Regions from separate parts of the Homo sapiens genome. Here region 2 is linked to region 1. Evidence: chromatin loops called from intact Hi-C (ENCODE). Cell type or tissue: IMR-90. All regions are shown on one strand. Links, peaks and the distances in the headings refer to the core of each region. The heading gives the core; the rest is flanking DNA.

What was found. A loop is a pair of places that touch in the nucleus more often than their neighbours do. Peaks named below come from ENCODE experiments on the same cell type or tissue, not always from the same donor. Only the 100,000 strongest peaks of a DNase experiment are listed, where the experiment ranks them.
Region 2: it touches region 1 in a loop (5-fold over the local background); 1 of 110 quality-filtered maps calls a loop at or near these places.

Annotation. Positions count from the first base shown.
Region 1 is chr1:172,213,251-172,230,168 of GRCh38, reverse strand. The region is part of intron 14 of DNM3 (dynamin 3); the gene reads right to left. Among named protein-coding and RNA genes, the nearest start is that of DNM3OS, 77 kb to the right of the region's middle. RefSeq lists a silencer at 1,014-1,214. In IMR-90, for the core only: no CTCF peak of the experiment used is centred there; no DNase peak of the experiment used is centred there.
Region 2 is chr1:172,164,866-172,181,783 of GRCh38, reverse strand. All of the region lies in intron 14 of DNM3 (dynamin 3), which reads right to left. Among named protein-coding and RNA genes, the nearest start is that of DNM3OS, 28 kb to the right of the region's middle. RefSeq lists an enhancer at 589-638. In IMR-90, for the core only: no CTCF peak of the experiment used is centred there; DNase peaks (open chromatin) are centred at 9,253 and 13,253.

The sequences.
Region 1 (16,918 bases), core at 4,324-12,323:
CAGAGCCAAGATACACAGAATTCTCAGAATATAGGCCAAACAAACAAACAAAAAACCATGACAACATGGCAAAGCCATCATCAGAGTTATAGGTTAAGCAGGAAGTAATAGTTTTGACTCCCCTAGTGAAAGAATTAAAAAATAAAACCCTTCAGTAACACTAGAGAGGGAGCTTTGAATAAAAGCAAGAGCAAAGGATAAGAGTTGTCTGTGCAGAGAAATAATGAACTTCTATGTCAATACACTGTCCTAGCAAAGACCAGCAGAAGAAGAGAACAGGGTGGCATACACAAAGAAGAATCAGCACAATTTGGACAGTGACAGAAGGAGCATTCTCCTCACCAGTTTCTCAGTGAGGAGAAGCTAGAAATTCTAGGACCCCAAGAAGCACACATGTATGTATGTGTGTGTGTGTGTGGCGTGCGTGTATGTTTTGTAGTATAATCTATGTTATTATAATATACATACATATCTATGTAATGAAAAGGATGTAGTTATTATTCCATGCCACGGACTCAATCATTCTCACAAAATATTAATCACTTGGGTTTTTAAATTCAAAAAGTTATTGCTAGAGTTAAACCTATGGATAGGATAGATCTAATGATTATTAAAGACAACATTTTCATATGTAGAGTGGGAAAAAGAGTTCACATCACATCCTGTAGAAACTGCTTTAGCTGGGCATGTGTCTGTCTGAGTGTGCTGTTCATTACAAATAAATGCTACTTAATTAGACACTTATATACATTCACCAGTTATTTAATTGCCATTTGATTGTGAGTTCTTACTGACTTTCTCAGATTGTTTTATAACATATATTTCAATTATTTGTTTTATACCTGTTTTTCCTATTACACAATAAGTCACTCCAGAGTAGAGAAATGTTTCTAGTTCTAGAATTCTGAACATACTAAGTCTCAATAATTGTTGGTTGGTTGAATGTGAATTAAGCATAATGGTTGGTTGACTGAATTTAGAGTGTTTATGAAGCCCAGTGAGTTCAAATACTCATTGATTTCCCAGATGTGTTTCTTCATTAAGTAAGACCAGAAAAATAATGAAAGCCTAACTCGTTGGATACTTTACAGCAAAATCTTGGCCAAACTAGCTTTTCATGGAAATAGCATATAGATAAGATGTTATTTAGAAATGACAGGATTCTGAGGTACAGCTTGCATTGAGCCACTTGGAAAAAGTGTGTTTCATAGTAGAAAGTGGCAAAAGAAGAGGTCTTTGGTGACAATGATTGATAAAAATTTTAAAAAATTTATTTTCACACTTTAGACTCAACTTGTGGGACTGCACTCCAAATCAACCATTAAATGAACGTAGGGTATCTACTAAAAAACATCTGGTCATAAACCTACCAGAAAATGTGCAGTCTTATATGAATACATTTATAAAATTATTCTGAGGGATATATAACAAAGCTGAAATAGAGAAACAGATCTTGGATAGAAATCTCAATATTTAAAGTTCTAAATTCTCCTTAAATTATACAGTGATATAATAAAATCTTAGGCAAAAAAACTTTGGAACAATTTTATGAGAGGTAACTTGACAAAATGATTGTAAATTTCATTTGAAGAACAGGCAGTTGCAAATAGCCAGGAAAATTCTAAACAATAACCAAAGAAAACAAAAGTAATCAGAGGGAAAATGCCCTTCAAATATTAAGATTTAAATTTAATATAAAAATTAGACAACAGAAGCCTGTGGTAAAAGTCCACTGGCAGGTCAGGTGAATAGAAGAGAGCGAAGAAAGAGTGAAACCGACCTGAGAAGTTAGTTTATGATAAAGGCGGCATTACAAACCAGACTTCTGAACAAATAATTTTAGGACAACTGGCTTCTCATCTACCCTTCCCCACAAAATAGAAATTTTAGATAGGTCAAATCTCAAAGCCCCAGAGTACAAAATAGATGACAATTTGGGAAGATTGAAGTTAAAAGAAAAAAAAAAGACATTTGGCATAAAACCTGAAACTATAAAAGACTCATAGCAATGACACACTTCTTCATGGCAAAATAATGAACAAAATTGAAAAACAGATGATAAATTGAGAAAAGTATTGGCAATATATATGAATAAAAGTTAATAGCCATAATACTCAGAGAGCCATTAAAAATCTGTTTAAAAAAATAAACACCCTAATAGAAAAGTGTCAAGGAGAGTATTAGTAGTTCTCAGATAATGAAAGACAAATGCTAAATAAAACATGTTACTAAACTTCAGTAATAACCAAAGAAATGCACATTAAAATTACACATGTGTGTGAACTTGTATATTAGACTAATAATATCCACTATGACCAGATGTGAGGAAATGGATATTTTTATACACCATTGGCTGGAATATTAACTGGCACAGCCTTTTGGAGGAGGGGTGGATGTGAAAACATCAAAATTCAAAATATATCTATCTTCATTTCTCAAAAGAAGATATACAAATGGCCAAAAAACATGAAAAAATGTTCAACATCACTAATCATCAAGGAAGTGCAAATTAAAACCACAATGAGATACCACCTTACCCCAGCCAGAATGGCCATTATTAAAAAGTCAAAAGACAATTGATGTTGGCATGGATGTGGTAAAAAGGAAACACTTATACACTGCTGGTTGGAATGTAAATTAGTACAGCCTCTATGGAAAACAGTATGGAGATCTCTCAAACAAAAGTATATCTACCATTCAATCCAGCAATTCCACTACTGGGTGTCTACATCTACCCAAAGGAGAAGTTACTGTATCAAAAAGACACTTGCATGTGTATGTTTATCATAGCATAATTCACAACCGCAAAGATATAGAACCAGCCTAAGTGGCCATCATCTGACGAGTGGATAAAGAAAATGTGATATATATATATATATATATATATATATATATATCACAAAATACTATCCAGCCATTAAAAAAAAAGAATGAAATGTTATTTGCAGCAACTTGGATGTAACTGGGGGGTGATTATTCTAAGTGAACTAACTCAGGAATGAAAAACCAAGTGCTGCATATTCTCACTTGTAAGTGAGAGCTAAGTTATGAGTATGCAAGGACATACAAAGTGGTATAATGGACATTGGAGACTCAGAGAGGGGGAGAGTGGGAGGGGAGTGAGGAATGAAAAACTACGTACTGGTACAGTGTATACTACATGGGAGATGGGTGCATTAAAATCCCCAACTTCACACTATACAATCCATGTGACCAAAAAACACTTGTACCTCCCCCCAGAGCTATTGAAATAAAAAAATTAAAAAATTTAAATGAAACAAAATGTGTCTTTATTTTGACCCAGTAAATCCATTTTTAATTTTTAGTAATATACCCTAAAGAAATGCTTTCACAAATGGACATATATGAAATATGACTTGCATCATTATCGCTGAAAAACTGAAAATAAATGCCCATCAAATGGGGACTAGCTAAAAAATTATGACACATATTAATAATAGTTAACATTGGTTGAGTGCTTATTGTACTAAGCATTTCCAATATATTTAGTCATTTAATTCTTCCAATAATGTTATGAAGTAGGTATTTATCATCGAAGTTTAAAAATGTAGAGAGTAGGGCACAGAGCGACTTACACTTAAGGTCATATGCCTGGTGGCAGGGAGCAGGCTCCAGGGTCCATGCTCTTAGCCACCACATTTTGCTTCCTTTCATCTGTGCATGAAATACTCTGCAGTCCAAAAAAGAAAAGAGCTAGTACAATATGTCCTGATGTGGAAATTTGGTCAGAATCCATTATTTGGTTTAAAAATAAGTTATAGTTAAGTATGTACTCTGTAATCTACTATCTTTTTTAAAAGTATCTATGTTTACAGTTTTATATTGAACTAAAGGTCTGAAGTCTATACCAGGTTTCTTTTGGAGACTGGCATAACAGCTAGGGGGTTGGAGGAGACTTTGATACTTGTCTGTGTTCTGTCTTGTTTTGTTTAAAGGTTTTGTTTACAATAAATATTAGAGATATTTTAATTTAAAATGAAGATATCTGTTGACCCAGCATTTTCTTTTCTATGAATTTATCCTGAGGTGATTATTGGATGCAATTATATGTGCATAGTGATGTTTATTACAGCATTAAAAAATAGTTACAAACTAGAAACTAAACTTATAGGATGCTGGTTAAATAAATTACAATAAATTCATACAAAAGTACACTGTGTAACTATAAAAGAGAGTAATAAATCTATATTTGGTGGAAAGAGCACCAAGAGTTTTCTTGACTGAAAGAATCAAATTGTAGAATGGCACAAATAGCATAATTCTATTTATGTATATAATATAATTCATATATATATCATATATATAATTCATGCATTTTCATTGAAAGACAGATGTTTAAAAGAGGTTTTCTCTGAATGGTGAGATAAGATGTTGGAATTTTTTATATTTATTTTTTGGGACAGGGTCTTTCTCTGTCACCAGGCTGAAGTGCAGTGGACAATCACACCTCACTGTAAACTCCATCTCCTGGGCTCAAGATGTTACCATGGTCAACATGTTACCAACTTGTTAATGCATTTTTATAGGGAAATATGGTAGTATCTTAAGAGATAGAGTTATGGCAAAAAAAAAATGGTCATTTGGTAATAGTTACTAAAGAGTTGAGAATAGAAGCTATCAAAATATTGATAGAAGTTCAGAAGGCCTTTTGGATCATATGTGCTGACACTGGGAAAAAGTAAAGACTAAATTGAGGTCATTAGAAGGAGGGACGGTCGGGTACGGTGGCTCATGCCTGTAATCCCAGCACTTTGGGAGGCCGAGGCAGGTGGATCATGAGGTCAAGAGATCGAGACCATCCTGGCCAACATGGTTAAACCCCGTCTCTACTAAAAATACAAAAATTAGCTGGGCGTGGTGGTGCGCCTGTAATCCCAGCTACTCGGGAGGCTGAGAAGGGAGAATCACTTGAATCTGGGAGACAGAAGTTGCAGTGAGCCAAGATAGTGCCACTGCACTCCAGCCTGGCGACACAGCAAGACTATCTCAAAAAAAAAAAAAAAAAAAAAAAAAGAGGAAGAAGAAACAGGAGGGACATGCCACCAAAGAAAATAGCAAAGAGGAATTGGAGGAGAATACTGCATTGCATGGCAGGAAACCTGAGTCCTAGTCCTGACTCTACCACTGGGCACATCATGTCGCTTCTCTGAACCTGTTTCCACTTGTAAGAAATGAGAGGGAAGACCAGATCCTTGGTTTTCAAACTGAGATCACCAGCCTTCTAGAGATTCTCTTGTTATGCTTCAGGGGCCACCATGGAAGCTAGAGAGCCCCAAGGCAAGAGGGCTGGATCCTGGGCTCGCACCCTGCTTTAACCAAGACAGCTCTGGTTTTATTTATTTTATACAATGGGATTTCATGGAAGATTTTGATTGAATAAAGTGTTCTAATGTTTAAAAACAGAAAAGGAGAGAAAAGTTTGAAAACCACAAACTATGCTGATGTCTGAGGTTCCTCCTAGCTTTAAATTCTTGTTTTGAAATTAATCTATGCCTCAAAATGTATGTAAGTAAGCAGTGAAAATGCAGTTTGCCCTGGAGAGAATTTCCAAGTCACTGAACATCAATCATGAGGTCTCGGTTGCTAACATGTGGCAAGTTGATTTTTTTTTGCTTCCCTCGGGTCAATTTACCATCCACCTCATCTTCATCAAAACATTAATTTCAGCTTAATCCTCTTTCTTCCTCTCTGGTGGTAAAAGGACCTGGATCACTTTGAAATAAAACAAATAGAGTACAGCTATGTTTTCATATGTGGGGTGGTTTCCATTTGATTTCCACAATACTAAAATGAATTCAGTAATTTAGCCTTTTCCTGAAACTCAAAGTCTAAAAACCTATTCAAATAAAATTAAAATGTACTAAAATTCATTAAGTGCATTGAGGATTCACTATATGAAAGGGGCAGTGCAAGGTGTGTCTGCTGATATAAATGTGATAAGACACTGCTCACAAGAAAGTTAAGTCTGTGTTGTGAGTTCTAATGGCAGAATAGCCTATCAGGCTGAATAGAGGTCAGGAAAAGCCACAGGAGTCTTGCATGTTGGGTAGGATTGGGGTAGGCATAGGTATAGGGAGAAGGTATTACTGGTCAAGAGAACACTAAACTAAGAAGTTTGGATTAAATTCAGTAAGCAGCAAAGCAGTTGGGAGACATGTACGCTTTATGGAGATTAAGCTGGTATAAAAATATAGTGTAGATAGAAGATGGCAGAGACTAAGGTAACTGGAGTGTTGGCTACTCCAATGGCCCAGACAAAGTGACACAATGGGACCGTGGCAGTGGGAATATCAAGGAAGTGATTGATGAGAGCTACACTTAGAGAAGACTTACAGAATGGCCAGAAGTAGACAGAACAAGTACGAAGCTCTTACAATAATCAAGGAAGAAGACAGTGGTTTCTTGGACTAAGGTGGTTGGAGAATAGAAGAGTATATGTATTTAAAAACTATTTAGTAGGTAAAACAGAGATTGAATGATGGATTGGACATAGAGGTGCTATTCACTGAAATAGGGAACAATAGATAAAGGCAAGTCATGGGTTCAGTGGGAGCCATGAGATTCAGTTTAGATGTTTTGATGCTGAGGAATCTGAGACATCCAAGAGGAGATGGAGTAATGGAGACAAAAGTACCCTCTATTTGAGATAGTTTTGAGGATATGATGCTCTCAGAGAAAAGTTATATTTCAACGAATGTAAAAAACTATAAAGACTAATGGTCAAAAATTTATAGTGATATATGGGATTTTTTTTATGACAGAATGGATATACAATGGTGCCTGCCAATTGGTGCCTGCCGATATGCCTGGAGAGGTGGTACCATTAAATGAGATAATTTGATGAGGTTCTGTTGATAGTAAAAAAAAAAAAAAAAGAAAAGAAAAAAGAAACTGATACCAGAGACTGGAGAGGTGGGGTTAGGGGCAGGATGGGAAGAGATCAACAGATACAAAGTTACAGTTAGACAGGAGGAATAAGTTTTGGTGCTCTATTGCACAGTATGGTGACTATAGTTAACAATATTGTACTGTATACTTAAAAATAGTTAGAGGATTTTGAATGTACCCACTATAAAGAAATGATAAATGTTTGAGGTGATGGATATACTAATTACCCCGATTTGAACATTATGCAATGTATACGTGTATGGAAACATCACATTACACCCCATAGTATATACAACTACTATGTGTAAAAAACAAAATAACACTTAAAAAATTTAAAAAGAAACTGATAATAGAGAAGGACAAGAATCATACATACATCTTTTTCTAGATTTTGTTTGTGTACAAGTTTTCGGTGAATGAGCAAGTTATATCTCTTCTGAGATCTTTGACTAGTGGAATTTTCCCTTCATCATATGTTTGAATGTTTAGAACTCTGTTAATGTTCTATTTAGTTCAAGTGGTTGTATGTTGGTTCTTTGGCGCCATTGTCAATAATAAAATTCAACAAAACAAACCCCTAAATATGGCTTTGTTTTTCTCTTTTTAAACATATCCAATTCTCAGCCCAAACCAGGATCCAATTTTTTCTTCTTATGTGGGAGACAAGTGTAAGTGACTGACCACCATTGAAATGACTTTACTAAGTAGACCCCTGTCCTCTTGCTAACCTTTCTCTTTATTCAGCCTCGGAAAATCCAGATGTTTCTTGTTCTCTATAATCACCTTCCTTGATGCAAACCTTGGCCTCTTCACCAACTTCTTGGTATATTCCCTTTCCTTTCCAGGGGCAAAGCCCCAGGGGATCTGTGTTTTTAACCAGTGTTCCAAGTAATTTTTGATATTAGGCAACTTTGAGAAAATCTGTTCAGAATTTCTTCAGGGACCACCTTGAGGAGGCAGGAGAAAAGCAAGAGCTTGGATCATATATCCATCGTGTACATTCTTTATGATGTGAATACCATAGTTTAGGTAGTGATTCTAGCTAAAGCAAGTGGCCATGTTTCTTTCACCTGTTTCACTTAGACCAAGTCTGCACTTAACTCTTCACATGTGGCTTCTACATGAGTTTTCGTCAGAAACAAAGATCCTGTTGCTCAAGATGTTTGAAAATCAGAATTGTGAATCCATTACTATCTCTGACTTTCCTAGTCTCCTTATCTATTCCCATTGAAATAATATACTCGCAATGAGTCTAGAATTCCTCAGCTACTTGATGATTAAGACTTGAACTCTGTTACTGAGGGCTTACTATGTGATAAACTCTATTCTATGCATTGAACAAACCCTACAAAGTCTTTGTCTTTATCTTAATTTCAAACGGGGGATTTAAATAATAAAATAAATAGGTAACTTTTTAGAATATTAGAAAGTATTTAGTGTTATTGGGAAAAATAAATCACAGAAAGAGGAATGGGGAGTCCCAGAATTGGAGAGAGAAAGAGAGATAGCAAGAGAGACAGTGTGGTGTGTGCATGCACATAATTTTAAATAGGAAAGAAGGAAGTCCTCACGAGATGACCACACAGTGAAGCCCTAAAGGAGGCAAGGGAATAAGCAATGTGGATATCTGGAAGAAATGCATTCCCAGGCATAGGAAATCACAGCAGATGTTTACTTAGTATTAGTAGAATGAATGGATAAAAATGTAGGAATTCCTTTACCAAGATAGTTTTCTGCTCTTGGAACCATCTCTCCCATCTCTTCCCTGTGGATTGTTAAAGTGAACGGCATTTGCTTGCATTAAGATCACCACCTAGACTATGGTATTCAAATAATTAAAACATATATATTACAGACATGATCTAAGCTCTTCTTCACAGTTGAAGAAACTGAGAGCCAAAGAGGGCATATGATTTGTCTGAAGTCATAGGGCTAATGAGGGATAGGGTAGAACTAGAGCTCAGGTTTTCTAAATGCCAGCCTCAAGTTGTTTTTGGTTGAGAAGATCTTTTATATATAGACCAGAAATCTAATTGAGTACTTTTCTTATGTAAATGTTTTCTTAGTGAATGTATACTTTTATAATAATAATGTGACCAAGTTTCTTAATAATACATTCTTTTTCTTTGAATACTGCGTCTGAGTTCCCATACCTCCATATGTCCCTATAAGGAGAAAAAATGAAGAAGGAAAAGGGGAGAAGGGAAGAGGGATTGATGAAGGAGAAAATTGAATGAAAAGTAACATGATGTGATACAAGCAACTCTCACGTAATCCCAAATCTTCCTAAACCTTAGTTCTTTCTAATGTTATAAGAATATTTCAACTTCTTAACAATTCTGAAATGGAACAATACATGTATTTTTAAATGAAAACTTTAATGTGCCTATTCTTTATGGCACGCTTTTATTAACAAATAAAGAAGTACTCATCATCGTTATCAATTAATGGAATCTCAACGGGTCAGATTGTGATAGCTTGGTGTTTACTGCTTTAACATGATATCCCCTAAAACTTCAAATCCAAATTCCACCTGGTCATTCTGTCTAGTTCTACTTAAACACACTGCTTTCCCTTCCCATCTTATTTGGTAATGCGATCTCCATTTCCTCTACCATTTAATCTTCCCTGAGAATCACTGCTGTTTCTGACATCTGTTCCTTTCCCATCCGCCTCTGTGAACTGAGATAAAGAGAAAATTTTCAAGAAATATAAAGCTCATCTGTCAACTTACTTCCCCTACCACCTGTCAGAGGCCTCACTGCCTCCCCCATGTGCACTCTTAACTCTACATGCACTTGAAGCATTGATTCTTGAGCTCTCTTTTTTGAGTTTTCCCCCATTCTCCATATTTTTAATATTAACTCTTTGTATATTGTATTTATTCACAATGTATCTGATCACTCCCCATTATAGCCAATTTGTATACAGCTCCTCTGTCATAATTTCTGTTATATCAGAAGGCTGGTATTTCAAGAAACTCCTATCTAGCCCTGAAACTCAAAGGCTCAACTTTAGGGTTTAACCTACAATCTGAGTGTTTGAAGAGATACCACAGCTGCTACAGCTGCCAAAATGGGTATGGAAGCAAACAACCCTTTCTCTTCAATGACATCATCATATTTGTTCATGTCCTTAAAATATTTAGGCTGGATTAATGCAATGAATTCTGGGTTTGCTCTCCTCGAAGACCTCCTGTGAGATTTAGTTAGCTTGCCTACTTTAGAACCCTGGCCAGATGAGCCATGTTTCCCTTACTCTACACAGCTTACTTGCAATCTAGAAAAAGCTGACTTTAAACTGAATTTCTTTTAAAAAATTCCCTGCTCATGTGTATTTTCTCAGGGTCTTCTATTTTGAGAGTAAAATTAAGATATAAATCTCCTATGTAAAATGTACCTTTCCCACCCTCTACTGTCACCCTTCAGGAAAAACAAAACAAAATATCCAAATAGCTTCTTGTTTGCTGGGGAAGGCAGATTTAAATTAAAGGAGCTACAGCCTGGTTTTCTCTAGCTACAAGGAGGGCATGGAAGAGTGCTCTCCATCAAGAACTTTTCTACATCTTCACCTTGTGTCTGTCTCCCTCTGACGCCTCTCAGATTGAGTCTTTTGCGTTCTAAAAAGGTCCAGCACCTCTGTGAAGGCTCCCTTGACTGACTTTCCTCTTCCCTCTCCTACAGTTCACCAGGCCCATTACCCTCATACACACCTAGATGTACACTCTCTTAGCTGGAAAATAGTAGTCACTGTCTTCTCTGTATATAATGCTATAAAAATGATCACTTTACTGTTTCATATCAAGCCTCATTGTTTACAAGTCTATTTTACATATTAGAACTCTTGAGAGCGTCTTCTTTTTTTTTTTTTTTTTTTTTTTTTGAGACAGGGTATTCCTCTGTCACCCAGGCTGGAGTGCAGTGATACTGCAGTGCAGTGATGCAATCTCAGCTCACTGCAGCCTTGACCTTCGGGGTTCAAGCGATCTTCTCACATCAGCTTCCTGAACAGCTGGGACCAGGGGTGCATGCCACCATGCCCAGCTAGTTTTCTTTTATTTTTTATTTTTTGTAGAGATGAGATCTTTCTATGTTGCCCAGGCTGGTCTTGAATTCCTGGGCTCAAGCAATTCTCCTACCTCAGCCTCCCAAAGCACTGCGATTACAGGCATGAGCCATTGTGCCCAGACAAAGGTTTCAATTTTCACGCTTCCAGATACCATGCCTAACACATTACATAAACTCAAGGCAAGTTTGTTGAAATAATTAATTTAATTTTTAAAACTAAAGTATTAATAATGCATGCACATGATAACAGTTCATAGTTTTGAAGAAGGTGTGATGAGAAGCAAGTCTCCCGCTCCAACCCTCTTTACCTCTACTTCAAAGAGAAATTTCTTTTAATTTCTCTTTAGATATTCTGATCCATAACACTATATTATATGCTTATACTTTTACTTCTCAACTTAACCACTTTAGACAACAGTTACTGACTCTTCTTATTAAAGAGGAGGTTATAGCTCACTCATAATACCTCTTAAAGTTTTCCTCCCAACAGTCAATAGATATGCAAGTCCACAATTCCTTATCTGAAGTCCTTGGAGCCACATATATTTCAGAATTCAGATTTTTTTTAGAATTTATAAAGGTAATATTTTGTATATATCATATACCACAAACCCCCACGTTTCTATAGTAAAATATGCAAATACTCACTTAAGTGGGATAAATATTGTAAATAACATCATATTAGTGCAAATCAGATATGCCAACAAAAAACTTGCCAAAAGTTGTCTTCTTCACCTTGTTACAGTGAAACCACAAATTACCTCAATTCCTCAGTCCTCCTTACCCTTACTCATTAATTTTAATGTTACCAGTGTAACAAAGAACAAAATTCTTTCACTTTAAAAAAAAAAATCTTCATGTACATAATCCAAACCCAAACCATCCAATTATTTAGTTTCTATTAATCTCACTATTTAATTCTCATTGGGCTACAGAGCTATTTTCTTATTAATTGCTTTTCTTAAGAGTCTGGCTCAACATGCCAGTGTTCTTCTTTTACTCTCTTCCTATTTGACTGTTCACTAAAGTACTCTCTGTAATGATATAACACTGAGATTATGTCTAGAGAATAGAATTAAATTCCACAAATGAAAAGGACACTTTTGAAACCCTCAAACATGTAGGAAACATTTTAAATAGCGGATAACCAGATTCTATAGACCATAATCTATTTTAGCAGGAATAAATATACTACAGAAATTTTTCCTACCTCATTATCTAAAATACGCTGAACAAATATAGAATGTTATTCACTATAAAACTAGCTTATAATAATTCAGGAAAGACACAGCTGTTAACCATTCTAGTTTAAAATATGATCATGAACATAAGAAGACAGGTAGTTTATGTATTTTTCCAAATGCACTCATTGTGATTTCCCTCCCACAACCATCCCATACATTTCTTTACAAAGTTTTGTCTATTCCTCTCAGTCTTTTTCCTGAGAGGAAGTCAACCATAGAATAAACTTTGGTTGATAGGCTGTAGTTAAAAAAGTAAGGAGAGAGTGGAGCACTGCCTGGTATATAGTAGATTGTAAGATACAGGCTAAATTTTCAGAAACAAAATTAGGAGAAGAAGAAAGAGAGTTTGAGAATAGAAACAACAAATGATCGAATAAGAGGCAGTGGGCACAAGAAAATAAAGTGTGAAGACAAAAGTCTATGAGGAAACACATCTCTAATGGAAAAGAGGCCTCCAGTCCATTTAGAGCCTTGTCCCATTGAATCTTCACTTACCGCTACACAAAAGGAGCCAGTAGGAGATTTTAAATATCTCTGAGAGTAAAGGACTGAACACAATTGGTTGGCAGGCCCCAGCCATACCAATACATGGCTTTCCACGAACCATGTTGTTTTTGGATCTCTGAAAGTAGCTTTTTAGTGCTGTTGCTCCTCAAAGGGACAGGGACCAGCAGCAAAATAAGAGTTAGTGGAAGTGCCCAAGCTCAGAAAGATTTCTCCACCTTTCCATATTTTAAGGGATAGTAGTGATGCTCTAAGAGTGAGGTGTAAGGAGGCTGAAGAAGGTGAGAGCATCTTAAATGCCACTATGTGGCTCATAGTGCTTGTGGACTATAATTATAGTGAGAACATTGTTTTATTAAGAAAGATTCCATTGATATTGTAACCAATAACTATAAATGTGTCACCCCAATTAATAAACTGAGATTCTTGCAAAGCTTTTAAATGACCTAATTTTTGAAAGATCAGAAATTTGGTTGGCTGGTAGTGAAATGAAATTTTAGTGTCATTTCCAGAATCCATTATGATAGTAAATATCTAGATACATATCCAATTACAGAGGGAAAATCTCTAGGTGGGAAAATTGGCTTATCTTGACTTTGAAATATGAACATAAACAAAGGTCACAGACATATTCAACAATTGCTTTGTGCTTTGTGTGGTTGCAGCATGTGTGTGTGTGTGTGTGTGTGCATGTGTGTGTGTGTATTCCCTCTACTCCCATTTCTTTTCTATGTTTATCCTAAAGAAACTTTAGCAATCACAGAAGTAAAAAGAACGTTACATTTGCCCAAGGAGTTAAATTCCATTTATAAGAAAGAAGCACTTACTAAAATGGATTAATCATTTTTCTCCAATTTGGCCTTGAGTGTTTCCAAGTAACCTTTTGAATTTAAGAGATCAACAAGTAGTTTTCGGCTTCAGACATAAACTGATAAATTGAAGTCTTTTATCTAGTCATGACTTTAGCATCCATCACAAATGACGAAGCCAGGTTTTTATTTCTGCTTATTTTTAAATGGGGAGGGAAAATTTTCAGGAATAAATAGATCAATACTCACTGGTTAATGGGCAGTGTAATCACTACTATGGTAGACCATGCCTCAGATAAAGTCACTAATAAGGAAGTCAAGTACTTCACATTTTACACAGACTTGTCTTTAAACATTTTTAGGGATAAACTGTATAAAATACATGTGAATCTTCCAAGGGAATTATACCTTCGATGGAGAAGCCACTCCTGAATATGATTTCCCAATAGATTATTATATTTGGATGAGATATGGAATGCTGCATCTAATTTTATAACTAAATGGTAAATTTCTTGATTCTGTTCAAGTTTTCTTATGCCTCTGATTTCCTTGACAGCAGGTTTGAAAAATATATGTCTGCAGCTTTGTTCTACCCCTGATCTGGTCCCTTACTTTTCTTTTTTTTTTTTTTAATTTTATTATTATTATACTTTAAGTTTTCTTTCTTTTTTTTTTAAAGAGAGTGTTAAGAATAAATTATAAATTGAATTATCAGATATTTTCAAGAAAATAACTCAAGGCTTTATAACTCTTTAGGATTTATAAGAGCCAAATCTGCTTAAAATTAGAATTAAGCCTCATGGCCTAAAGATTCACACAGTGGTTCAACAGCTAGGTTTCTGACGCATCAATTACCTGGCTCTGCCTTGTAAGCAGTCACAGGGACTAACTCTTAGTTAGTTCCAGTAAGAGAAGATGACTATTGAGTCCAACGAATATGTACAATTTCAAAAGAAAATTTATAGTTTTACCTTAAAAATTTGTTTTTGCTATTCCTCTCATTTTTTTATCTTCCAATTTTTGCTCTGATATCTTCCAAAGCTTTTATCTTCCAATTTTTTTCTCTGATAAAATTAACTGCCTCTGATTTCCCTGATTTTCAACCTTTGGATTGCTCCTTAATTTAAAACATACATACATAATAAAGACTGGAGCTTGAAAACTTCGCTAAGTTTATGTCATCCTCTTTGGGTTCTTATGCATTCAAAAATCATTCTATTTCCCAGCAAGCATACCTTATTTGATGCCCATAGAGATCTGTGCATGTGGACACCGGGGCATATGCACATACTACTTATAACCAAGAATTTAAGTTTGCACTCCAAAGAGAAGTTACCAAATGGCAGCATTTCTGGAGAACATTGTTATTTTATATGTTCCAGAAGCCAAGAGGATTCAAGTTGCTATTCAAAAGTGCAATAGACATGGTCTCTGCCCAATCAGCTTGGAAACAATGACTACTAAAAGAGTCTACACATATTGGCCAGGATTATTACAGTCAGAACCAATACTAAAATGTTCCACTGAAATATCCGAACACTCGTCTTTAGGTTTAAATGTGCTTACTTGATATTTGTTGAGCATCTATAATTGAAATTTCCAAATAGTTGCATATTGTTTATGAAATTGGTCTCAGTTTCCTAACAGTATTAACTTACGTTAACATATGTGAATATTTACTAGGTAAGGATCAATTACTTCGGCACTTTACACCATAGATCTGTTTTCTGCATTTTTGTCTATTTGGTCCTTTCTCTGATCAATATGCCCTCCACTGGCAGCTGTAAAAGGAAAGAAGGACTAATTTAAAATACACTAATTGCAGGTATTTTCTCATTCTCTCAGTGTTACTATTGAAAAAAAATGGCTGATTTATAAGTATTAATTTTTTCAGCGATCTTTCTATACCCACACTCCTATGCATTTACTTTTAAATTTATATCCTAGCTTGTTCCCAGTCATTTTTATAGCTGCAGGATATTAACTATAGTATATAATAATTAAGTTACTGTAAGATTCGAAAATACTTCTGACTTATCCCAAACATATCTAATTATGTTTAGTACAGCTTTAGTGGTAAAATATATTCACCGTATGCCAATTATTTGTGTGTGGGGGGGATGAGGTGTGTGTATGTGTATATATGTACATATGTATGTATATGTATCCAAACTTTTTTTTCTTTTTTTTTATTATACTTTAAGTTCTAGGGTACATGTGCACAACGTGCAGGTTTGTTACATATGTATACATGTGCCATGTTGGTGTGCTGCACCCATTAACTCGTAACATTTACATTAGGTATATCTCCTAATGCTATCCCTCCTAAACTTTTCTTTGTTAACAGCAATAGTTAAACAAGTAGGACAATATATTGCCCAGCCAGACCAACTTCTATGTTTTATTTTCCTCCATAAGGATTATGACAAGTTACCATGAAATTTTGAAATCAATTTCTCAAGTCCTTAGATATACAACACAAAGTCAAATGAAGAATAGAAAAAATGCTTTCTGTCAGCTGTAATTTAGAATAATTCCCATTGTCTAAAGATGTAAGAAGCATATAATAGCTTTTATTTTTAAGTGATTCCTTTGGCAGTTACACAGTATGAAGGAAGGCCACAGTATCAGGAAAACGTTTCTACCTGAAGGAGTGATTAAATTTGCTTTACAGTAAAACTCTTGCTATGCCAAATAATGATGGCTGTTTTTGTTTAAAATTTTGTTTAAAAATTGTTAAAATGTGCTTGCAGAATCATTTCTAGAGGTATTTAATTTCTCTGATGCCAATATGCTTTTTTTTTTTTTGAGACAGAGTCTTGCTCTCTTGCCCAGGCTGGAGTGCAGTGACATGATCTTGGTTCAGCACAACCTCTACCTCCCACGTTCAAGCTATGCTCCTGCCTCAGCCTCCCGATAGCTGGGATTACAGCCACCTGCCACCATGCCTCGCTAATTTTTTGCTTTTTCAGTAGAGACGGGGTTTCACTATGTTGGCCAGTCTGGTTCAAACTCCTGATCTCATGATCTACCTGCCTTGGCCTCCTGAAGCGCTAGGATTACAGGTGTGAGCCACTATGCCCGGCCACCAATAGGCTTTTTTTTTTTTTTTTTTTTTGTAACAATGGATTCTTAATTGTTCTGTAAGCTTTGTTTAACTTTTTGTTGAAATATCCAGAAATATACATCACATAATTTCCACAAACTGAATGTTCCCATGTAACCCACATCCAGATCAAGAAACAGAACATTACCAGCACCTGGAATGACACTCCCCTTGTGCCCTCTTCTAACAATGCTTTTTAATTAACCATGCCAACACAGTTTCTGCAAAGAAGTCATTTCTGAAGCACGTATAGAGGAGTAAAGCAAGATCAGCCTGTAA
Region 2 (16,918 bases), core at 5,842-13,841, 50 kb after region 1:
TGGGGGAGGAGTTAAGTGGTGATGTTTTACACATGCACATCTGGATACAGTCCAATTATTTCCCTTAAACATTCCCCCAGTTGTTTTCATTTTGCTCCATGCTTTGGCATTCATAAATTTGTGAGATTAATTGTGTGTCAGCAGTCTGCAGGCCTGGAGCTGGGCACCAGTTTAGTAGCAATACGGCTACAAAACAACTCTGTAGAGAAATACGTTCACATATTTAAAAAGGAAAGCATAGTCACATAGTTCGTTTCTGTTTAATATCAGGCATTGACGTTATGCATAAAGAAGGTAGTGTAATCTTTCAGGGAATTGCCCTAATAGCAAGATATATATAGATATATATCTCCACGCCTACCAGAAATATGTGTGTGTGTGTGTGTGTGTGTGTGTGTGTGTGTGTGTAAACTCAAGTGTTTTAAAGCATAAGAAAGGATTCATCAAGAGGAAAAATGAAGAGTTCAGGGCTGGACATATTTGTGTTCCTTGTTTTCATCTGATTATTTTGAAGGGCGTGTCAACAGATTGCATTTCTTGTCTTGGAAATGTACTAACAATTAAAATCACCTTTGCCAAAAAGAACCAACTTATCTTAGAGATGGTGGAGAAGCATCTTTATTTTAAAAGATGTTTTGCAAAGCCTCTTATGCTTTCAAAATTACTATATGAAAAGTGAAACTAGAAGCTTTCTGCCCTGATGTGTAGGCCTCACAGTCCAGATTATGAGCTCAGCTAAGGAAGAGCTGTGTTCCCCAGAGCCCAGCGGAGTGGCGGCACTTGGTAAGTGCTCCGTACTTGCCAGTTGACAACAAAAGAACTATCATTTAAATGTTGGTAAACAGATATTTATTCTTGTTTAATGTTATTTTGCCTTATATCCATGAGTAGGAAATAAACTATTAGATATTGTGACATTTTTCACAAGTAAATGCCACATGCCAAAGTAAGGTAATAGGTAGGGCAAATTTTCATACATATACATAACAGAGGAGAGTGTTCCAGATTAAAGTTCTGAGATTTGCAACATCAGTATTGGGAGGAAACTGGCAGCTTCTCCTCTAACCCTCTACAGAAACACAAAACAGCTATTGGAAACATGTAGAGCATTCCTCTGGAAAATAATTAGGCTTCAAATAAATCATATGCTATTCCTGCAATAAAAGAAGGAAACTTTTTATGATCTTCTGTTTTCCCTCAAGTATGCTATATGTTGAGAAGTTTTACCTAAATCACACTGTATTCTAGCAGTAAGCTCTTAATTATATAAGAAATAAAATGCATTGCAGATATTACAATGAATCCACTTGTCCTTAGACTATTTATCTATCAGAATATTTTCTAGGCCAATATATTTGAAGGCTACTGAGAAAATCACACACTGTTCTTTGGCTTTAGTTTCCTTGTGAGTAAAATGAGGTGCATAATCTCAGCCCTATCTACGATACAGGGTAAAAGTCAGGATCTAACGAGTGAAATTGGTAAACCATAAAGAACAAACAAGTGTTGGTTAGCATGCAGTAAACATACAAACTCTCCTACTCATGGTTCTGTATTGAAAAACCGAAATACATAGTATCTTATTCTTTACATAAATTAATTTACTGATCTTGAGACCTAACTGAATCATGATAGTATATCCACATAGACTAGATTTGTTCCTACAGGGCAAACTGCCATGCATTCATGCTAAACTATACAAGAGCAGCCAGGTAACAGAAGGCAATGCTGCTTCAAAAACACTGCAAATTTGACTCAGAACTCAGAGACACGGTATGATATTTGTAACATATTTACAGATACAATTAGGCTTTACTGAAGCTAATTGATTTTCACCACCTGAGCTTATTATCTACTAATGGTAGGGTTCTAGTCGTCTAATCCCTGCTATGTACGCCATGGGCGAAAATCTAATTAACCTCTCAGAGCCTTAGTTTTTTAATACATAAAAAAGTAATAACACCTGCTCTGATGAAGCTATTGTGAAGATTAAAATGTGAGATATGAAGAAGTGCTTTTACAGAGTAGTCACCCAGTACTTATTGGTTATATCTAAAAATTATTGAATCTGTATTCCCAAAACTATGCTGGAAAATAAGTCCAGAATTAAATAAGGCCACAAATAATCCAAGCAGAAATGATCCGGCATAGCATCATTAAAATATACACACATATTTATAAATATTGCCTGTATACATTTTTCTTAGAAAGTCCATGTAAGTTATACAGAAGCTGAAATAAACCATAGCAAAAAAAACTTCTCCCCTCTTCTCAATGACATCTTGAATTTAGCAGTTCTTATTTTATTTTAGTAGAATAATACTTCTATTAAATCACTTTAATGATAATTATAATTAATACTTATATAATCCTTTAACTTTTCAAAGCACGTTCATACCAATTATTTTCTTTTGGTTTCCAAACAACATTATGAAAATATAATCTTGAATTTAATACCAGTTAAATACTAGTGGGAGTAACAAACTTTGTCAAAACTAAGATGCAATAACACTACTCAGAAAAGCTTTGCAACACAACCAGTGGCCAAATTCCACTTCATTACATGTAGATCACAGTCCACAAATGACAATCAGTCACCACTAATAATAAACAAAAAATTTTTGGATTCTAGTCCAGGCAGGAGAATGCTTTTCATGAATGCAAAATTAGAGGTGACATTCTGAAAGTAGGCTCCACAAAACAACTAGCTCAGCATTCTAAGTCCAGTTTCATTCAAAGTACACACAGATAACTACTATCACCGCCCTGGCTTTAGAGTATTAGCTCACCCAGCAGTTCAAAGCATTCCTTATATTTTAGACTAGAGGAGGATCACCATTTTTGCTCTATTTTATGGACTGAGACATAAAGCGATAGAGACATGCCCATGGAGCTGGAATAAGACTTATTCTATTTCATCTCCATAAGGTGACCCCTTAACCCCCTGCAATCTAGCTTCTGTCTTTACCATTGTATTGACAATGAAATCCTAAAGATCACTGATGATCAACTAATAATCAAACCCAGTGACTTACTCTTTCTTCCTTTCATTGATATCTCTGTAACATCAGCTTGAAGTTGAAGTAAACCAGGGTCCATTCTCTGTCTCTCTTTCTCTCTCTGTTTTGCTCTCTTGCTGTATCTCTTGCACACCCTTTCTCTCTGTCTCTCTCCCTCTCTTCATCATCACGGCATGCACTATCTTACTACCTTGCTTCTTTTAACTGCTTCATCTATGTTCATTCCTATCCCTTCCTTACTTGTGGATTCTCTGACTTACACATCAACCTCCTACTCCCCTCTCCAGTCATCTTCACTTCATATATGTAAAAAATTTACTACTGTACTCTCAGAATTATACAGACTCAAGTACATAATAAATACTCAATAAATATTTTTAAATAAATGAATAAATTACTCTCAATGGAAAAATCAATCTCTGGACACTTTCTTAAGATTTAAGTTTATTTTTTAACACCAGTGTGTTGGATGGATTGGAATTGGATTTTTTTCTTCTTCTTATTACAGCCATATGCCACATAACCACATTTTAGTTGAGAAGAGACCACACCTTCAATGACAGTGGTCTCATAAGATTATATGACAGTATTATTACTGTAGCTTTTCCTCTGTTTAGATATGTTTAGATACACTAATACTTAGCACAGTGTTACAATTGCCTACAGTATCCAGTACAGAAACAGGCTTTACAGGTTTGTAATCTAGGAACAAAACAAACAGCCTAGGCATGTAGTGGGCTAGACCATCTAGCTTTGTGTAAGAACACTCTATGATGTTTGGACAACAAAGAAAGCGCCTGATAACACAACTTTTAGAATATAATTATATCGTTAAGCAATGTATGACTGTATATTCATTGGGCACATTAAGGGAAAAAAACCCTATAAAATATAGTATTTACCACAGGATAATACTGAGGATGTGCATGACCTTTAGGAAGATCCAATGGAGACATTTCTCTCAGATTGTGTTTGTCTTATGGATACCAAAACCACATCACTGTTAGCATTTCCCCTGGGTTGGCTATAAGTCCACTCAGAGCCAAAGTGCTTTATAACACACAGTTAGGTATCTTTTAACATTACTTCCCTTACTCCTATTGTCTCATCCCTAACTCTTACTCTCATCCCGTAATTTTGTCTCTTAGTTATCTTACATTTCTAAGCCCCCACAAGGCAGGTAATGAAGTCCTTTATCCTAAACTTCTTTCTCAACATTTTCAATTATCCAACTTGGTTTTAGAAAGTACAGTAGCGCCCCCACTTCCCCTTATGTGTAGGGGATACATTCCAAGATCCACAGTGGATGTCCAAAACCTTGAATTGTAACAAACCCTAAATATACCATGTCTTTTTTCCCATACATACATAGCTATGATAAAGTCGAATTTATAAATTAGGCACTGTAAGAGATTGATAACAATAATTAATAATAAAATAGAACAATAATAACAATATACTATAATACAAGTTACGTGAATGTGGTGTCTCTCTCTCTCTCTCTCTATTCTTGTACAACACTCACCTATTTTCGGACCACAGTTGACCACAGGTAACTGAAACTGCAAAAGCAAAACCATGGATAAGAGAGGACTACTGCAAAAGAAACTTTGAAAAACTGGCTCTTACTGGAAAAAAATACATTTTCAGAATTATATCATTGTTCTCTCAAACTCAAAACACACCATCGCCAATTCCTCAGTTTCCCTTTGCGTTAAGCACCTTCAGTCACCAAGTCCTACTGAGTTTCTTTGTAGTTTGATCTATGTTCTTTCCTTTCCCTTCCTATATTCATAGCCCTAGAGCAGGCTTTCGTTACAATATCTAATATTATTATCTAAATTTACTACATCTATTTTTCCTCCCTCCAACCTCTTTTCTATAATATATCCAAATAGATCAATCTTGCTATTATTTTGAGTTGGTCACTTCACAGATTAAAAACTTTCTGGGGTTCCCCACTGAGAAGGCAATGAGTCTAGCATTCAAAACTGTACACAATCCCTCTCAACCTACCTTTTCACTCTGTACTAATTAGTTATCTTTTGCTGCATAACAAATTGCCCCCAAACTAAGATGTTTAAAACAGTAAACATTGATTATCTTACATTTCTGTGGGTCAGGAATCTGTAACTGGCTTAGCTAGGTGATTCTAGCTCAGGGACTCCCAGAGATTGCAGTCAAGCTCCTGACTGGAACTGTAATCATCTGAAGATCTGACCAGGGAAACATCCAAGCTCACTAACCTGGCTATTTACAGGCCCTAATTCCTGCCATATTCTGTTGGTCACGGCACTAGTTTCCTATTGCTGCAGTAACAAATTAACACAAACTTGGTGGCTTAATGCAATGCAAATTTATCACCTTACAGTTCTGGAGATCATAAGTCTAAAATGGGTCAGCAGAGCTGCATTCCTATGACCAGCTCTAGGGGAAAATGTTTCCTTCCTTTTCTGGCTTCTAGAAGCTACCTACATTCCTTAGTTCATAGCTTCTTTACTTTCAAAGCCAGAAAAATTGTATCTTCTCTCCTCTCTGACTTCTGCTTCCACCCTATATCTTCTCTTCAACTCTGAATCTACTGCCTCCCCCTTAAACAGACCCTATGATTACACTGGGTTTACCTAGATAATCCAAAATAATCTCTCCATCTCAAAATCCTTAACTTATTCACAAATCACGTGTGCAAAGTCACTTCTGCCATATAAGATAACATATTTACAGGTTCTACGGATTCAAATATGGACACCCTTGGGAGGGTTGGAGGGATTACTTAGCCTACCACAGTTACACAGACCAATCCTGAAACAACATGAGAGGGGATTATAAAGAATGTGTATAGAGACCACTGGAGCATGTCTACCACAAAATCTACCTTCTAACTTTTCCCACTCTTGAGCAAACTTTCATCCTTTTAGCTGGACCTGTCCAATTTCTACCTATCATTAAAATATATCAAATATGTGATAAAGCAAGTATAGTAAAATGTCAACAGTGTGGTAGAGAGCATACTAATATTCAATGTAAAATTCTTTCAACATTTGATCGTGTGAAATTTGTTATAATAAAATGTTTACCAAAAGTGCACCTTAGCTCCCATCTCCTTCACAAAATTTTATTTCTTGCTATTAGTTCTTGGAGGAATCTCCTTCCTCCAGTTTCTTATTTGTACTTATTATCTATACCACTTACTTAGCTTCAAAGAATATGGGATTTCTAACATCACTGAAATTAAATATATGAATGGATACTTCCATTTCTTACTGTCAGGTCTTTAAGAAATTAGGATCATACCTTACATTTTCTCTATTTTTCCCATGGCACAATCTACAACTATAGTAAGTATTCAATGATAACTAATGGATAAATCAATATTAACAGGTTTTGAGGCACTGAAATATATGATTTCCCTGCTATATCAGTTTACTTGTAATCACTTGTAAAAATTAAAGAAGAAAACAAAGGTTTATACATAATTAGTAAAAGAAGATTATTGTTTGCAAATAAAGATATTACTGATTCAGAGCCAGTGTGTGTGCTTTTCATTATTTTTCCAAAAGTAGGAATACATTTCTGCTGATCCAGTCATACTCATCTCCTTGTCTCCCGTGTGAACAACAGCAGTATTTTGTAAGGTGCCTGGCTAAAGTCAGGAGAGGGTATATGGCCATTAGATTGGTAAACTGTTGTTAGAAATAAAATTCCCTGGTACTTGTTTTGTTAGAATGCTGTATGCTTCAATGAACTAAATTTACTCCATATGAAATAAGATAATAATTTTTAAAAATCAGTATATCCACAACTTGATGCTGATCCCACTATTCGACTTTCTGTTCTTGAAAGATATAAAGCCACTTAGATAAATTATGGAAACTTTCTGAACCATTTTGTGATATCTTATTCAGAAAATATTTGTTAATATTCATAATGAATTCCTATTGTAGTTTCCCTCAATGTTAGAGAGTAAACCTGAAACAGCAATATCCTTCACCCATTTGTGAAAATATAAAACACAAAATGATCTACTTGCAGTCTACATACCATTCATAGGATAGTCTGCCAATCTTCCCTCAGTAGACATCATTACTAACACATATGTTGCATGCTTTTTCTGATATAAGGTAAATTAACAAGTGATATTAAAGAGTAAGAAGAGAAAACATCAAGCACAACACCAACTCTAACACTGAGACATTTGTTAAAAAATGTCAGCCAAGGAAGATAAATCAACAACGTGTAACTTGTCAGTCCCTTCTAAACCAAACAGCAAAAATCAAGAGTGGGTATCCAAGTCTCAGATGTAGCCAAGGAAAAAAGTGTTTTTTGGTCTGAAATCTTCCTCCATCATTTATGGACAAATTTATTTCAAAACAGAGCATATTCACGATGGATCCACAGTTCAGCAGGACAGGTCTCAAAACCTTGGATTTAAAATTTAAACTTAGGTTCCATTAATTTATATTTCCTTCCTAAGCTGATGGACTCAAGCCCAGGAAAAAAAGGAGAAAAAAAAATCATTCTATACTCAACCATCAAATTTGTTTCAGGTTCGGCTACTGTACTTTTAAGAAATATTTTCTAATATTCTAAAGCATAGTCTTCATTTTGCAGAGTGTATATTTTATAAAGAATAACATAATTTATATTTCTAGTCAATGAAATCAACAGAGCTAGTTTTTCTTATTAACATACTATTATGACATACTATTATTAACATACTATTTTCTTATTAACATACTACTATGGTATCACCAGTAACTCATCATAATTTCAAGTTTGGCATTCCAGAGTTATGGATTTCTAGTTTGGTATTCCTCTTAGGTATTTGGCTTTTAAATACTATTGTCCTGGCTTGGTCCTGGCCATATATGATCCAGAAGACTTAAGCTGCAGAGATCTCCAGTTAGGGATGAATATGCTTTATGTTCACCGCAAAATATAAAATTATAGGCCAAGCAAAATTAATGAATATTAAATCCTTGAAAGGCAAACATTAATGCTAAGAATTATCTCAACTATTAACCCTAAACTTCAATACTTTTAATGAGAAGTAAATCTAACCATAATTTTCTTTCCTTTTTAAATTTACCCTGAAATCATTCCTTGAAATTAGACTTCTCCCTGATTCATTTGGGGACTTCAAGCTCTCTTTTGAGCCTATAATCCCAGTGCTTTGGGAGGTTATAGTGGGAGGATTGCTTGATGTCAGGAGTTTGAGACCAGCTTAGGCAACACAGCAACATAGCAAGACCTTGTTTAAAAAAAAAAAAAAAGCTCTCTTTTGAGACTAAGTTTTGTATTTTCAATTGGATGTCTTCACCTGAATGACTTATATGTGTGTAAATCTCAGTATATCCAAAACTGAAATAATTATTACATTTAACATCCCCACCCCCTGCATCTTCTTCTAGATTCCCTATGTAGTTATTGACACTGCCACTCTGCTCACTTGCTTTAACAAAAACTTTGGCGTCATCCCTGACTCTTCTCTCTCTCAACTCCCTTAGCAACTGCTCATCAATTCTATTACTTTAACATCCCTCTTCCATCCCTGGCTCTCCATCTTCACCGTCAGTGCCTTAGTTCTAGCATCCATCATCTTTCACACATTGCAGTCACTTCTGAAATGTTTTCCCTTTCTCCAAGTTTTCCTCCTTCCAATCCATCCTTCACACCTCTACCAGAATAATCTCTCTAAAATACAAGCCTCATAAAATTGTTTCCTTGCTCAAACCCCTTCCAGAGCTATTCACCACCTGTAATGGTAGCTTACTATCTTTTTATGTGCATAGCACAAATGATAGATAGAATTACTAAAAGAGGTTAAAAGGCCAACAATGGTTAAAAATGCCAAGTTTGGAAAAACTGGAAATGAGTGTATACTCTTCCTTCAGTAGCTCTTCAGCACTGCATCACCGTTTGTTTAAGAAGAAATGTTTTCCCAACCACACATGCTGTCCTGCCTACTCGGGATGGGAAGTGCTTCAATAACTCACTAAATTCCGCAGTTTTTCTTTGGTGGTTGGCTTGGCATTACATCACATCTTGTGTCTTATCTTTATCTCTGATTTACATAGAACTGTACCCTTCTCTATTGGTCACATGACCCACCAACTCAGCATAAGGCTGATATCAATACAGTAGTAAGTATAGTAGTCCCCTTATTCATGGTTTTGCTTTCCCCAAGTTTTACTCTTTTGTGGTCAGCTGTGGTCCAAAAATATTAAATGAAAAATTTCAAAAATAAACAATTCATAAGTTATAAACTGTGCACCAATCTGAGTAGCATGATGAAATCTCCCATCATCCCACCTGGGATATGAATCATCCCTCTGTCCGACGTATCCATGCTGTCTTTGCTAACCACCTGTTAGTTATTTAGTAGCTGTCTCGGTTATCAGATGGAAAAAAAGCATAGTATGCATAGGATTCAGTACTATCTGTGGTTTTAGGCATCTATGCGGAGTCTTGGAATGTAGTCCCTGTGAATTAGGGGGGACTACTGTATTTGCAGATGTAACAAAAATGAATAAGTGAAGGCCTGGAGACACACCTATGAAGAACTTGGGCTTCCTCACTAGGCAGCAGCACCCAAGTTGTTAACTACTTACTGAGAAGATGGAGTTTCAGTTCTTTAGGGGGCTCTCTACCCTTTCCCTGTTACATCCCAGAGGGTTGTTTCCCATCATTCTTCTCACAGCACCCTGTTTACTCCATCAATAAATATTTATCAATTCAATAAGCAGCAAGCACCTCTTACTCAACAGGCACCAGGTGCTGTTCTCCAGTCCCATTCTTTGATGCTCCCAAACCTCCATACTGGAGATTTCTTGTGTCTGGAATATAATCCCCCATCCCCTTTTCTCAGCTTCCCTCTGCAATGAAGAGAATAAAGACTCAATAACTACTATTTACAGAAATTTTTTTGACACTGTCCTATTTACTTCTATCTATCTTGTGAGTACAGAAATTAGCACTACTGAAGATAACCACACGGTAAGTATTGGTTAAGTCAATTTTACAATCATTGTGAGAGATTGTCTTCAGCCTAACCCTTCTGTCTAAGGTTGATATCAACACATTTTCCAAAGCATGATTGTATCTCTTCACTCTACACCAAGGAGAAGCTGGCACTGAGGTCTTTCTGCACAGCAGTTGTAGACAGTATACAGCTACTCTACCTAACTGTTTTAAATGGAAAATGACAAGTAAATAACAAGTTTGGATAAAATGCACAGCTAACCTATTTTCTGTAGTAAATAGGTAGGTGCAGTCATACCTCTCCGAAATGTAACTTTTTACTCAGAGGAACTCATTCTTATATTCAACTCACATACTTTCTTCTGCCTTCTAATGCAAAAACTATTCATATACTTTTATCATACAGCATTCAATTCCATTTAAAAATATATATAATGAATTATTCAATAACATGATCATAATAACTAGAAAGAAAGCATTTTTATTGTTACATGTCCCCAAAAGTCAAAATAGTTGAACTTGAATAAAGAAGGTAATATAGAGTAAGTATAGGGAGGAAGAATCAAGATCAGTAGTTAATTCATACCAGCTACAAACCCTCTTCTGTTTGGAATTATGTGCTATTCCTCACATCTTCCTTTGGACTTATTAGAGCAATTGGAGGTATGTCCTTTGAGGCACAAAACTAATCAATCTCTATTTCTCAGAAGTTATGTTGAAAAGGAGCAAACAAACAAGACCAGCATACAGAAGAGATCATGAATTAAAGAATGGGCAGAAGTTAAAAACTCCAGGCTCATGAAAAATAACGTCACTATTTCTAACAGTATAGAAATATCACCTCAGCCAGATCTTTTTTCCCCTCTATTTTTTAGTTTAGTATAAAATGAAGACAGAGTTGGCATGACCCCTAGAAACTCAGAAATGCAATTTTTCTTCTCCATGATTTAGTTATAAAAAGGTGCAATGCACCAGTCAGTCTTCTTCAAACATGGACTGTGCAAGAATTTATGATGGGATTTGTGGGCAGACTAGAGAAGGTGAGATGTAGAGAATGCCTACTGAAATGCTCCCTGGCTCCTTCAGTCAGAAAAACAAAGCAAACAAAAAAACAGCATTGTGATATGCCATTCATAAATTCTAAACAGATTACCCTAAAATGACTGTCATTAACAAACAATTGTAATACTGACAACAGCAATTAACACTGAAGTTCTTACTATATTTCATTTCCCCATACTAGGAGCCTTACACACATTAACTCATTTAATCCTATTTTCATTCACATTCACATTTTATAGATATGAAACTGAAGAGACCCAGAGATTAAGAACCCAAGTTTCACAGCTAGTAAGTGGTGACCTGACTCCAGAGTGGGCCCCGTGCATCTTTACCCTCCTGCTTTGTTGTTAAATGCTTAAGTCTAGCACATCTGTGTTCACATAGCAGCTTCTCCATTTATTAGCCATGAGACATGAGGCAAGATATCTGACATCCCAAGCCTGTTTCCTTATCTACTAAATGGGAATATTAATGGCACCTCCACTTGATATTGAGAGGACTTAAAAATAAGTATTTAACATATATTAAAGTTCAATGTATATGAATTTAAAACATAAATAGAACAAAACAAAAAACTCTCTAGCTTATCTTCATGTGATATTCTTCTACTGCCTAATCCTTCCCTGCTGAAAACATTGATCTAGAAGCTAGTGCTTTGTAGTGCATAGATCTCTAGCTCCTTCCAAATCTGCTTCCTAAACATACTTAGAAAAAAATGCAACTAAGTTTATAAACAGAGCTTCAAGGGATTTCTTTGCACACTGTAAAACCCAACATTATGCTGTTAAGTTTTGCCCTTGGTTCCTTGATGTTAAAACTGAAAATCAAAATTCTTCAAAAGAAGAAAAAAGAAACAAAATTATGGATAGTTCATTTAAATATCACAACAAACCATTTTTTAGTTATTAGAAACTGATGTTCACATCAAATAACAGCTTAGCCTGACATCACTCAGCCAGTAAATGGAATAATATTAACCTATGTTCATGCCTACAAACATGCTTTCTAGTAAGTCAATCTTGTTCATGAAGTTTTCTTTTAAGTCACCCTAGATCTTTCTGGTTATTATTAATTCTAGTAATATTAATTTCTAGAATTAAATATTCTAGTTAATATAAGCCAAACTCAAAGGCTTATATTAACTACAATATTTTTAAGGGCAATTTGATCAAGGCTCAGTGGCATTAGTGGCCATGGCCTTAGAAGCCAAAAAGTCAGGCTCAACCATTTGAAAACCAAACACCCTTAGGCAAAATGTTGTTTTCCCTAAGACTAAATGCCCAATGATAGGATGAAAAGATTATGGGATTCTTCATGATTTCATGAAAATAACAGAATGAATCATTTTCTTCTGAGAAGCAGCAGTCACAGAGATGTAGCTAAAAAGACAGGACTTGGGGTAATTAGGAGCCCAAGTGGCAAATAAAGGAGTATTTGACCCATTCAAGCTCTGAGAGTACCCAAACTCAGCTCATTCAGGTTGATGGAGAATTGGTAGAGAGGCTTCTTCTTAAAAGTATCTGCAATGGAGGAATATCCCCTCAATATGGAATTTCATTCCAAACAAATTGCAGAAATAGGGAAGGATTCTGTCTTATAAAAAAAATTGCATGGTGATGATAACTGAGCAAGATATACTATGGTGAGCGCTCAAAAGAAAAAAGCTAATGTATATATCCAAAGACTACTACTATTTTCACCATCCCTGACTTATAATTATTTGCACCTTTGAAAATTCAAATGCAAAAGGACCATGTTCGTCTTAAAATGTATGCCAAGTTTCACCTCTTACAACATAGTAGAAACCCCTTCTTGATAATCTTTTACCAAGAAACCCCTTGATAATCTTCGGGTTTTGCAACTTGGCAATTTGGTGCAGCTTGATAATCTATGCCTAATTTTAAAATGTCTGAAAGTTCTCATCAGAGCAGGACTCTATAGGCAATAAGACCGTGTGAGGGGCCTGTCTCATGTGGAGTTGGCTGGGGACACCTTGCAAACCTAATGTCTGCATTTGGGCTTCCTGTATAGAGGTCTGCTGTGCATTTAATATTTCCAGTGAGGCAAAGAAAGCTAGAACAGGAAGAGAATACTTTCAACTAAGTCATGTCTCTCAGGATCCCATATACTTCAATTGCTTAGTGGAGACAAGCCAGAGCATTTGGTTGCTCATGAGCAATTCTAATCACTCCAAGCACCCTGTGGTAATCTGGACACATACTTGGAGCTTTTCCAGAGAGCTGTTCTCAATCAGGCAATTGTCTCGATAATAGAACAATTGCATACTCAGCCCTATTTAAAGCATTCACCCTGCTATGACCACTAAACCTTTTGTTAAAATATACAGGATTCTCCTTTATTCTCTGTGTTAACACATACAAGGAGAAATGATAGCCCATAGTGAGGAAATGGCAGGTGTGCTTTCTTGCTTTCCCAGTGTAGTTAATATTTTAAGAAAAGACAAAAAAAAAAGGGAGACCATATTTAATGATTAGTAATCTAAAGTAACTCATTAATCAAGTATTTACCTAACATCCTAGCACTGAAAGCTATTGCACAGTGAATTATGATATAGGTAGTTAAAGCCATAAGGAAATGTTTGTTTTATTCTGAAATAGGGCAAAGTTGTGCTAATGTTGAGGAAAATAGCATAACATCCATGAATGCTAAAGAGTATAATTACTCCCGGAGATGGTATGTTCATGTTTTCCCTTTGTAGTCTTTTATCTGAAGAACCCAAAACCTCAAAGCGTCAGGAATTAATCTCCACTTTGCAGGAAATTGCACTTAAAAAAAATCTTACTGTGGTAATATGAGTTATCAAGACACAGTTTAACAACTCGAAGTCTCTCTACTTCAAGTTCCTAATGTGATATTTTGGAGCAACATGAACTAAATAATTGTGACTGCATTTAAATTTTCAGTACACTGATTTTGATAATTCTATGAAGGCAAATTATGTACCTGTTTGTCCCAAGTAAATAAGTGAGGGCATCAATTATATGGAAAAAAAATGAGATTTCCTTTGTTAGTAAGAATCAGCAATTTTCAGTTAAGAATGCAATGCTTTAATCAAAACCACAATGAGATACCATCTCATACCAGTTAGAATGGTGATCATTAAAAAGTCAGGAAACAACAGGTGCTGGAGAGCATGTGGAGAAACAGGAACACTTTTACACTGTTGGTGGGACTGTAAACTAGTTCAACCATGGTGGAAGACAGTGTGGTGACTCCTCAAGGATCTAGAACTAGAAATACCATTTGACCCAGCCATCCCATTCCTGGGTATATACCCAGAGGATTATAAATCATGCTGCTATCAAGACACATGCACACGTATGTTTATGGTGGCACTATTCACAATAGCAAAGACTTGGAACCAACCCAAATGTCCAACAATGATAGACTGGATTAAGAAAATGTGGCACATATACACCATGGAATACTATGCAGCCATAAAAAAGGATGAGTGCATGTCCTTTGTAGGGACATGGATGAAGGTGGAAACCATCATTCTCAGCAAACTATCGCAAGGACAGAAAACCAAACACTGCATGTTCTCACTCACAGGTGGGAACTGAACAATGAGAACACTTGGACACAGGGTGAGGAACATCACACACCAGGGCCTGACATGGGGTGGGGAGATGGGGGAGGGATAGCATTAGGAGATATACCTAATGTAAATGACGAGTTAATGGGTGCAGCACACCAACATGGCACATGTATACATATGTAACAAACCTGCATGTTGTGCACATGTATCCTAGAACTTAAAGTATTAAAAAAAAAAAAGAATGCAATGCTTTGCCATTTATATAGATCTGAGAATGAACTTCTGGATGACATAAATCTTTGTTGCTCCTTTTTAGTCTCAAGCTCCCACTTTTGGCATTTTAGGATTTTAGAGCAAAAAGGCAGGAAGAGTAGTAGAAAATTAAAATGAGTAAGTTCTATTTTTTAGCAGCTTTGATAAAAAAATGAGATTAAAATGACTAGCAAAAAAATATGTTGGGTAGGATGGGGAAATGTAATTATTCATATAATTAATTCTGCAAACACTTTTTATTGTATACTATGTTCTAGGCACCTTGCTTGCGCTAGATACTTAGAATTCAAAAACAGATTAAAACCCACGTTGGATTACTTGTCTTCAGGGGATCCAGGTCTAATCCTAACTTGATACCTATAGCTAGAGATAATCAAATTGGCAGTGCACATTTGTTCCTGGAATTCAAAAAACTTGTATATATCTGTAGTACCTATATATGATGTGATCACTATGATGGCAAATGTATTCATATTACAGCATATATAAAACTTATGTCGTGAGGTACTTTAGTGATGATGATTAAAAATATACATTAATTGGAAGAGGAGAAAGAAAAGAAATCACAAGAATGTATTTTGTTTGAAAGCTAATCACCTATTTAATTGAGGGTATCAGCTATAATTATTCCACTAACCAACCACAACTTTCAGCTGCAGTTTCTCATTCAGCACACATATATTGAGCATTTCTACATTTTTATTCTGAGTTCAGGGGATATAATGAAAAAAGACCAAGTGTCTCTTCTTAAGGTGCTTGCATCCTGGAGGAAACAGACACATACTCCACAAACCATATGGTGCAATACCCCTGAGTATTAATAAGATAGTGATTAGGACAGGATGCAATGGGATCTCGGAAGAGAGACCCTCTAAGCTGGCCAGGGGGAAACAAGAAAGGCTTCCTTAAGAAATCTTTTTATTATGCTTTATATTCCAAGCACCCAGCACAGTGCCTGGCACAAAAAAGATAATTGATAAAAGTTTGTGGGATTCCTTAATTAATTAAGGTTTTAGGCAATGTGAAGAATTCAAAAAAATATATAAGGTCCTGACTTTGAATAGCTTAAAAATTCTAGTGGAGAGATGAGACATAAGCACATAACATGAATATTAAAAATAATATATTTTAAAGAAGCATTAAAGATTTCTATGCAACATTTGTCACAGAGGAATAAAGTATTACCTTGAGTTGGAGGTGATCCGGGAAGACTTCTTGAAGGAAGTAAGAATTTAAATGTTCCTTGCAGCGTTGGTTGCTGTAGATTTCATGAGGTAGAAGGGGAAATCCCTGCTGGAGGTCAGGGAGGAGCCCAGTTTGGCTAGGGATCTGGAGCAGGATAATAGTAACCTATAATGCTGGGAAGGTAGGCTGGGGCTCAATTTAAGAGACCTTTACATTCCAAGACTAACAAATTTGAACTGCAACCTATAAATTATAAGAAGTCACTAAGAGTTTTTGAGCAGTGTGGTATCATAAAAGCTGTATTTTGTGTATGCGTATAAATATTAAACATGCAGAAATATCTTTACTTCCTTAAAGTAAAATATCTTTACTCTGTTACTCTCACCTTTTTTTCCCCTGAAAGAGATTGTCATTTTGTTCTATCTTTTATTTTCCACTTTCTAAAAAAACTTTTTTGAGATAATTTTAGACTTACCAAAGCATTGGAAGAATAGTAGAGAGTTTCCATTTACACTTCACCCAGTAAAGCTGTATTTTTGAAAAAGGAATCAGGTTAAAGACCAGTTAGGTCTTTAACATGCACATACATGTAAGTGGATTTACTAAGATTGCTCCTTTAGATAGGCTGAAAATGGACAATTAATAACACTGGATCTCCAGACTACATTGTACTCTTGGTTAAAATGACCAGCTTGTGTTTGTGCCAAGTACTCAGCCTCAGGACAAAAAGGGTTACATGTGCCATTAGTATAAACAGGAGGCATGCTTGCTTTGGGCTTTGAAACAAATGACTAGAAGAACTGCAGTGTAGCCCAGCCACTTTTGACCACCCTAGGGT